Linked DNA regions of Homo sapiens: region 1 is linked to region 2. A link is a contact called in ENCODE Hi-C or POLR2A ChIA-PET data. All regions are on one chromosome and are shown on one strand. The core of a region is the stretch at or near the end of the contact, and the rest is flanking DNA. Distances in the headings are between cores, read along the strand shown.

The links. A loop is a pair of places that touch in the nucleus more often than their neighbours do. ChIA-PET counts read pairs that join two places held with the same protein, here RNA polymerase II (POLR2A). Pooled maps may share reads with other maps.
Region 1: a map of endothelial cell of umbilical vein shows a loop between it and region 2 (7-fold over the local background). The contact joins two enhancer-like sites. A Hi-C loop is called at or near these places in 3 of 168 maps with a recorded cell type or tissue (PC-3, aorta and endothelial cell of umbilical vein), 2 of 37 single-sample maps with no recorded cell type and 13 of 50 pooled maps. POLR2A ChIA-PET finds 5 or more read pairs at or near these places in 1 of 52 experiments (MCF 10A).

Annotation. Positions count from the first base shown.
Region 1 is chr5:148,729,389-148,734,036 of GRCh38, forward strand. No RefSeq gene overlaps it. Among named protein-coding and RNA genes, the nearest start is that of HTR4, 77 kb to the left of the region's middle. Within about 2 kb of position 1,328, at least 2 of the 41 ENCODE cell types and tissues checked have a DNase peak (open chromatin) inside an H3K27ac peak, as active enhancers do.
Region 2 is chr5:148,478,972-148,483,865 of GRCh38, forward strand. It overlaps HTR4 (5-hydroxytryptamine receptor 4), which reads right to left. Exons shown (of 7, transcript NM_000870.7): 7 at 2,576-4,322. The coding sequence ends at 4,232. All of the region lies in intron 2 of LOC107986462 (a long non-coding RNA gene), which reads left to right. Among named protein-coding and RNA genes, the nearest start is that of FBXO38, 97 kb to the left of the region's middle. Within about 2 kb of position 3,201, at least 2 of the 41 ENCODE cell types and tissues checked have a DNase peak (open chromatin) inside an H3K27ac peak, as active enhancers do.

The DNA of each region.
Region 1 (4,648 bases), core at 78-2,577, 250 kb after region 2:
CTCACAACTGTTTCTCAGGATCTTTTTGCAAGATGTTCTCAAAGAACACAGCCCAAGGGACACAGCCCCTGTCTTGGTATAGCCCATGCCAGAAGAACACAGACCTTTTCCTAATTCTCCTTAACCCAGCACATGCTAAGCTGTGAGGTCTGATGTCTACTGAAATATTGATAATAATGCAAGGAAAATGAAAATTTGTAACTGATACGAGATAGAACCACTCCTATGATCCATAGGTCTGAGAGTGTTTTTCCTCCTTCCTTCCTTTCAAGAACTGGCTCATCTCCCCCATGAGAATTTTATTGTCTTTTTTGCCCATTGAGTCCAAACTCTTACCTGCTTCAGCCCCAGAGGAATGAAAAAGCAAACCTACCCCCTTCCCTAATTTAAGGCCCAATTTATTTCTTTGATAGAATAAATCACAATAAAAACATATCCTTTCCACTATTCTGGGCTCCAGACAAGGCCACTAGAAAGTATAGTTCTCTACATATGTTCATCTGACTGGGGGACACAGAACACTTTAATCCACAGTGAACTAAACCACACCAGCTGCAGATCATGTTTACAGCTCAGCTGAAACAAAACATCAGATCTGCCTGCTGCCTGTTGGGAGGAATCAGGTCTTAGGAAGATCTATCAATATTTAAGCCAACATATTTCCCAAGAGAAAACAGTGATTTTTCTGGGATAGCCCAAACTAAATCTACATGAAGAAAATAAAACATCTCTTCTTGTAAGGACACAGTCATATCAAGGATACTCCCAATTTGTATTACTAACAGAGCACATAACTTACATCCTGATCTGAAAACTTTAGCAGGATTTTACTGACATCGTGGGTTCAGAGCTTCCCTGAGTGGAGGGAAAAGCAGGCATCTGTCTTACATGTATGTGATGTAATGTGTCGCCAAAGACTTAAGGCTAGGAAAGCAGTCCAGGAGGGCAAAATAAGCCTTGAATTCCCTGGTGAAGCATGATGAGTGATGTACAGAGGAATTTGGTAAACAGCAGGCTGAAAGTTTATGCTGGCAAATGTTACCTCCAGCAGCAAGACCCAGTATGAGAGACAAATGAAACATCCTTGGCAGCAAAGGCAGGTTTCTATTATCTTTGTTGTAAGGAGGCTTATCCTTGGGTCACAAAAGTCTGTCCAGGGTAATGATTCAGAATGCCATAGGGAGCTGCCAACAGCAAGGGCTGAAGGGAGGATTTGATTCATCTCTTGCTGGTATTGCTTCTCTTGCGGTTTCAATGCTAGAAGTGAAGTATCAGTGACAAGAGCTTGCTCTCCTGGAGAGGTGTTCAGAAGGCACAGGAGCCAGCAAGGTGGGCTCCATTTCAGGTCTTCACCATTTATGAGCTGGGCGGCTGTAACTCTGGGCGAGGTGTTTCAAATTTCTACCTGCCAGCTGGAAAATAGCACAGCGAATGGAGGATCTGGGCATGCTTTACTAGTTTTCAAGCTTGGATGACGGGGGGATTGGCAAAAGTGAACACCTAAGGGGAGATGGATACAGATGGCAAGACAGAGAATCACGGGACCCCTTTTACAAATGAGTAGCCCCCAACTGTCAGATAATTTGAGCTCGGTTTCCCTGCAGTTTGTCCTTTTCAGATTTTTTTGTAAAAGTTTAAAGGAGCTCCAGCACAATTCATTTGACAATAGTAACTATTTACTGTGACTACTTCCAATTGTGGCCAAGATCTGCCCTCTAGTGGTCTGACAATTGCAATGCCTCTTACTATTACATTGTTGAACTTGGTAATTTTCAACGGTCGGGCGACCCCTGTTGTCATAATAGTCGTATCTCAGTATGTTGAGCTAAAAGAAACTTCAAAAATCATCTGGTCTGTTTCTTTTCATAACTAATTCCTCCCAAAAATGCACCTGGCTCTTGCTTTAACACCCAACTCCACGTAAAGATAGCAGAGCAAAACAGGATCACAGAAACTTCTTTCCCCACCTGATGAAATGGTTATTTTTTAAGCCAAATAATACATTAGCGGCTAGAGAGGAAAGGGTACTGCTTGAATCATAAGGTTTGGCATCCATGAAAAGAAAGATTCTGATATGACTGGTACAACTTCTAAGGCCAGCCCTTCTCCCAAAAGCAAAGGTAGTCAACGAAATACTGAGAATTCAAAAGAATATGCTTTAATTAAAAAATAAATAGAAAGCCACACCCACCTCTGAAACTGATTCTTTGGTGAGGAGAAGACACGATAGTTCCAGATAAAGTGAGAAAGACATCAAGGAGAATCCATCCGCGTCATTTTACAGAAACTACAAACAAAACTGCTCCCTGTTAAGCATGAGCAAAATGAAAAGAAACAGTACAAAATTATGCAAATCTGCTACTACAAAATAAGTAGTAAGCAAGAAAAAGGCAAAACAAAACCAAAACCAAAAACCCTCAGGAAGAAAATAAAACTCAAAGGTGAAGTGCAAGTTCTTTTTGAACGCTTAATTACAGAGAAGAGTTCATTAAGAATATCAATTCAGTAAAACAGTACCTCTAAGATAAATTATAAAATAAAGAAGATGGAAGAAGACATTGTGGAGCTAAGAAAAATTGAAAAACAAAACAATGAGTTATAAATGTAATAAGTTATAAATTGCAAAGGAGAGAAAAATGTAGCTGCAAATGTCATGGAGAGATGGCTGGGGACAGTCATAGAAAATGCAGGATGAAAAGACAAAGCAATTAAAATAAAGGTAGATACAGAGAGAAAAAATTATCCAACGTGAAGACAACTGACATCCTTAGAGTACAAGGAAAGAAAAAAGAGAATTCAAAGATATAACCTAAAAAGTTTTCTGAAAAGAAGAACGGTATTAATGGATAAAAAAGAGGACAATTATGTCAAGAGAAATTGATACAGAATGGTCTAAATTGGGAAATTTCCTGGTTAAACTGTTAAGTGTTAAGAATCCAGAAAAAAATTTGACATTTAGGCAGAAAACGGCAAGTCAGCCCCTATAGGGGGAAAAAGTCAAGTGGTTTCAAGGCTTTGCCATGGCAACTCCAGTACCAAGGGACATGGAGTAATGACCACCAACTTCTGAGAGAAACAACATGATTCAAAAATATTGTACCAAGCTAGGGTGTCACCAAGCATGGAGATAAAGGGCAGATATTTTTTGACACGCAAGAGCTCGGGAAATATAATACTCATGAACTCTTTTTGAAACAAAACCAAACTACACACAACTGGCAAGTAATCCCATCGAACAAGAGATGAAAAATAATAAAGAACTCGAGTGAAAAAGCTGTGATGAAAAGAACTCATGTGGAACACCATGTTTATTTAATTTCACAGCTAAGGCTAATCCTGTGTGGCCTTGAAGGTAGTATAAGGGAATGTATCATTAAGTCCTAACAAAGTGAAAATAATATAAGCAAAACCTGGAAAAGAGTGAGATGAAAGGAAGAGTAAACAGTAATTATCTTATCTTTTGTAACAGGGGTCAGCAAATGACAGCCTGTGGGCCAAATGTGGCCCACTTCCTGTTTTTGTAAATAAACATTTATTGAAACACAACTACATTCATTCATTTACGTATTGTCTCTGGCTGCTTTCACGCTGTAATAGCAGAGCTGAACAGTTGTGACCAAGTTCTTTTAGCCCACAAAGCCTAAAATATTTACTACCTGACCCTTTGCAGGAAACATTTGCCGAGAGAGAAAAGCTCATTAAGAATATGAATTCCGTAAAACAATACCTCTAAGATAAATTATAAAATAAAGAAGATGAAAGAAGGCATTGCAGAGCTAAGAAAAATGGAAAAACGAAACAATGAGTTATGTTTTGTAACACTATTTTACAACACTGAGACAATCTATAATAACTAAAATTGAAATGTGTGGCTCAAAAAATGAGTCCGTTTTTAAAAATGCTTCAGTAATGTCTTTAACTTTAGAGGGATCTCTACTGAGGACGTTTTTATCCAACAGGATGTGTACATATACAGGCACAGAGAGATGTCTAAAGTAATATTCATCAAAAGTACTTGTTACTCCCACATGGTAAAATATGGAGTAATGTGTTGCTTTTGTGTTGGTGTAGTGTCTGATTTTTTTGTAATGAGCATGTATAATTCTTTAGAAAACAGTAAGAGTAATTCAAGTGATTAATTACTCTTAAAAATAAAAAGGCCAGTCGATTTCATCTTCAACCCAGCTTTCCTAAGAACAGTCAACCTGTTATTTGGGAGCTTCCTCAGGCCCCCTTCTCTTCACCTCAAAATTTTGGTATGAATTTTGGAAATGTGATTGGAGGATTCCTGTATATTCCATAATTAAGCGTCGGGGAGTTTTCTTTCTTCATTTCCTAGATTTGCCATCAATGTGGATTAAGAATTACTTGGAACAGCAGAGGGCGCCCTGCTCCATGTTTATAGGAATGTAATGTAAGTACCTGACCAGTACTGCCGTTTGGAACTTGTGTGAATGAAAGCCAGTAAGTGATCGCCTGTAGGACTCAGTTTCCCCATCTCCCACACCTTTCTTCTGCCAACCCATCCCCCACACTGCAGAACAGATCATGCCGCCCTTCTGACAGCAACCCTTCTGTGACTTCCCTTTGCACTCAGAATAAATTCTCAACTCCTTAACTAAGGCAGAAGAGGCCCCCACACGATCCC
Region 2 (4,894 bases), core at 1,951-4,450:
GGCTCTTGGATGGCTCGTGACATGCCCCCTCCAGTTTTTTTTTTCTAAAGGCTTCAGCAGGGATGCACATGCTTAACCTCAATCCAAGACCTCCAGATATACATTGTCACACTGCCTTAAATGCCTCCTCGTGGTTTGTGCTCTGAGAGTAGCTGGACAGGATCCCCATCCTCTGCTCATTAGGTGACCATGTCATAGAGGTTTGTCTTATTGCTGGAGGCCTTGATGAAGGTGACAGACAGGCAGACAGGTAGAATCTGGTAAAATCACATTATCTAGGGGCCCGGGGCTACTAGCTTTCCTTTGAGAGGAACCTGGTACTGGAGTCAGAAAATTCTCTAGCTTCAAACGACATAGCTACTGGAGAATGCCCTGGGATCTTGGAGGTTACCGAGAAGCTCCACAAGACTGAGGCATGGGAGTTGACTTTGGCATTTTATTGCATATTCAAAATTCAGTTATTAGTTTTCAGACGCATTTTTCCTTGAATATATAATTTATATAAACATGTACAGAATGCACTCATATAAACATATGTATAATTTATCAATAAATATAATTTATCAATTAAAAAATCTATGTAGGCTCCAATTTTTTCCATAACACATTTCTGGGAACTGCATCAAAAAGTAGATGATCATAAAGCCAAAGATGCTTTCCATGTAAACAAAGTTAGAATCAAGGATTCTAGGACCTTCAAAGCCTTAGCTTCAAATAAATCATAGCTATAACTAACAATCTCATAAACCAAAAACACAACCATCATTACAATTTGTAATCCTTTGAAATTAGAGAATTAAGTTTCATGTTCTATGTGGTGGGCACACATGTACTTTATATGTTGATCACACAAGGGATCTCAGTGCATTATAAACTGTATAAGTGGCCCCTTTGTAATTCTACTTTATTAAAAATGTAAATAAAATTAAGTTGTTAGCTAAAATAGCATTAAACCACAATTAACAATCATATACATAGACTATCAGATCAGGAAAATTTTCAAAAGTTATCAGGTTCAATATCTTAGTTGACTCTTTATGTAGTATTCATGCTATCTGGTCATAGTCTGGTCCACGTTTGATTTTTTTCATAGGATTTGTATATATATAATTTATAGCATGGGGATGATTTTGATGGTCCAAGTATTTTCTTCTTCAAATACATTTTTTCATAGTGAACAAACATTTGAATCTTATTCCATGTTACTTTGAAGTTATATGAGAAGTTACGCTCATTATTATCAAAATTAGCCTGTAGTCCCTTACTTTGTGAATAACCAAATCCTTTTAAATGAGTTTCTGTGATTCATAAATTCGTGTGTTGGGCAACCTGAAATGACCAAATTAGGATGGGTGGATTTGGAAGAATTAATATCCAAAGGGTGCTTCTACAATTCCTAGAATTTTATTTATTTGTTTATTTAGTGAGATGGAGTCTCACTCTATTGCCCAGGCTGAAGTGCAGTGGTGCAATCTCAGCTTAATGCAGCCTCTGCCTCATGGATTTAAGCAATTCTCCTGCCTCAGTCTCCCAAGTAGTTGGGACTACAGGCAGATGCCACCATACTCGGCTAATTTTTGTAGCTTTAGTAGAGATCAAATTTCACCATGTTGGCCAGGCTCGAACTCCTGACCTCAAGTGATTCTCCCACCTGGGCCTCCCAAAGTGCTGGGAATACAGGAAGAATTAATACCCAAGGGGTGCTCCTAGAATATTATTTTTTTAACAAGGCTCTGGTTTGGCATTTACCTTCCTGCGAACTTTGCCCTGGGCATTTCTTTCTCTGTTTCTTTATCAACATAGAAACTTACTCTCTTAAGTTGGTTTACCTCCCGGTAAATAAATTCATAGTCCTCGAGTGCTCAGGCACATCCACAGTAATCCAAAACGCCCAAAGTAATGATAAATATGTGGAATGGCATTTTATGATTTACAGAATGTTTTCACAAAAAAATTATCTTATATCTCCACAACAACTTTGTGAAGTAGGCAAGAGAGATTCTCTCTGAGGTCTGAGACATTCAGGAATTAGTTCAATTTGCTTAATAAGTCAGCAATGGACCCAGTGCACGTGCTGCCTCTGTGCTGTACTCCTCCCACCAATGTGCTCATGCAGGCAATGGGTGGGTGTGTGGGCAGCCACAGCAGATTGGTTGGGTCTCATCATCAGGTCCAGAGCCATGGAGCCCAGAAGCTGGCTGCTCCCTTCTTCATATTAGAAAAGCACCTCAAAATGGTGCTTGCCTCCTAATGGTGGTTGCTGAGCCTAGTGATGGCAGGGGAACAATGACTTGAAAAATCAAAGGGGATTGGTCCAGCCACAGAGTCAGAGTCAGGGTGTAAGTTAGAATTTAAATAAACTTTCTTCATATGTGACAAGAATGGTTCCCTGGTTCAATCTGCTTCATTGATCAGGGAGAATCCCAGTCTACACAAAGAGCATTTCAGCATGGAGAGATATTTCTCACGAATTCTGAATAGCATTTCTCTTTCAGAGGCTATTTTCCTTCCCTAAAACATGACTTTCTCCCCAACAGAATTAAGTCTTCATAGGACAGAGAGGCTTTTTTTTTTCTTTTTCTTTTTGGCATTTGGATGGTTTGGTCAATCTTCTCTTCCTTATTCCAAAGTTTCTTCCTGTCGGTTTCAGTTCCAGAACTAAAGTAAACAACAATGGAAACAATAACTGACACCTTATAAGCAATAAGAAAAAAAGAGAATATGATAAATAATCCTGAGATGCTATTAAACCACAGCCAAGATCAAAGTCAGAATCTCACATGGCTCTGGGTTTGGCATTTACCTTCCCGGGACTTCTGCTATGGGGCATTCGCAAGAGCCACTGACTCAGCTTTGAATAAAAGACATCCAGATTAATCTGAAGGACAAAGCTGGAAAGGTCAGGGGTCTAAAAGGCCCAAATGAGGAGGGTCGTTCCTTTGAAACAAAGCCAAAAGGCAGGCAGGCCATGGCTTCTCGAGGTAGCAGACGGCTATAGCAGCATACTGTTGTCTTAGAAACAGAAAGAAAACTTAAAGGTCCTCTAGTCCAAGCTTGAGTGCACAGATGTGGAAAGTGGGGTCCAGAGATGAAAGAACACTATTCAAGATCTCACAGCTTGTTTGCAGCACAGCCAGGGCGGCAATTTGGGTCCTCTGGCTTCAAGTACAGCATTGCCTCGGCATCCCCAGTGCTGCTGGATCCTGCCCTCCTGCACCTTGGGGGAGCTGCAGGGGAAAATGAGTTTCCCCAGTGTGAACTTCCAACAGTTATCTCCTTTGGCAGCAACAAAGCCAGATTGAAGGGTTTCAAAATGATATCACAAGTTCATGGGAAAGATCCTGAAGCCTAATAAACACCTACGATGTTGCTAGCCCTGCCCAAGGCTTTTTAGAAGACGTCCCGTTCTAGCCCAGCAGGAGAGCGAGCATCTCAGGGCAGACACGCCAGCGGCCAGGACACCAGGAGGAAGCTATCTGTCTTCAGCTTCCCTCCAGAGTTGCTGTGGAGACCATTTTCCTCTGACAGATCTCTGACCCTGTGTCTTCCATGGAAAATAAATGGAGCATGTCCTGAAGAGGAGGACAGACATTGGACATAAGGAAGAGCAAGTGGACGTCTGGGACTGACAAGGGGGCCAACCAAGAGGATGCACGTTTGGACCCAGACACAGGGAGAAAAGTGTGTTAGCGTCTGGCACAGAACAGGGCGAAGAAGAGGCAGGGGATAGCTTGAACATGGCTGTGACGGACGTGACCAAGCAAGTAAGCAAGACAGGAGCGACGCCTCTGGCTAAGACAGGAACAGAGAGGGAGTATTTTGTTGATATCTGGAAGCCCACACAGCAAAGAAGGCGTATTTGGAGACATCAGTGACCGAGATAGGACGCAGCAAGCTATCGTGCTTAGAACGTGAGTGAGACAGATCAGACACAGTGAGTGACGGGAACATGTCAGAGACACCAGAGACCACGCGGCAAAAGCAGAGAATCTGGGAAGAGGGAGTGTTGGGAAATAAAAAGTGAACAAGGAGGCCATTATGTCCCCTGACTCCCTCCAGCGCCACCTGCTGGAATCTCAGAGGAAAAGCCCAGCGAGCACCGGGTTCCTGCACTGGCGGACGGAAAGCCTCAGGTGAAGAGAATACCGGGTGCAGTCGCGCACAAGCAGCAGCTTAGGACCTGGCCCTCTTTCGGAGGCATGGCTGTCTTCTGGGTCATTGTCCCAGGGGCCTAAGTGTCACTGGGCTGAGCAGCCACCAAAGGAGAAGTTGCTGGCGGGTGACACTGACTCTCCCACTGGCCACCACACTCCACTGCATCCCTAGAGAGAGGAGAAGATTACAGAACCTCAGAATTGGAAAGGATGTTGCAGATCATCTCCTGAAAGAGCCCACCTGCATGGCAGGAACACTCTGTGCCATGCAGATGAGTAGCTATTTGGCTTCTACTTAGGAATTTCCATTGACAGGCCAGTCCATATTAATTTTTGGCAATAATAACTATTAGAAATAGCCCATTAATGTTCAGCCAAAATCGGTGTCCATATGGCTTCTACCTGATGGACCTATTACGCCTATCAGGCCCCCTCAACATTGTGCCCTCTACCGATTATATCCTCCAAGTTTTCTCTACTCCAAGCTACACATTCCGATTTTCTTTAATAGTTCATTATATATTATAGTTTCCAGATTATTCCCCATAATGGGCACTGTCCTTTGAACACCTCTCTTGAATTATGGTACTAGGAAAGTGCACAAATTTTCGCAGGGAGCCTGACTTACATCATGTGCTTTTCATCATCAATTGGGTTTATTTCTATTAATGTAGTCAAATTCAGTTCATTTCTAAAAATGGTAATAAGTTATTGGCGTATATTGAGCTTGCTGCCAACTT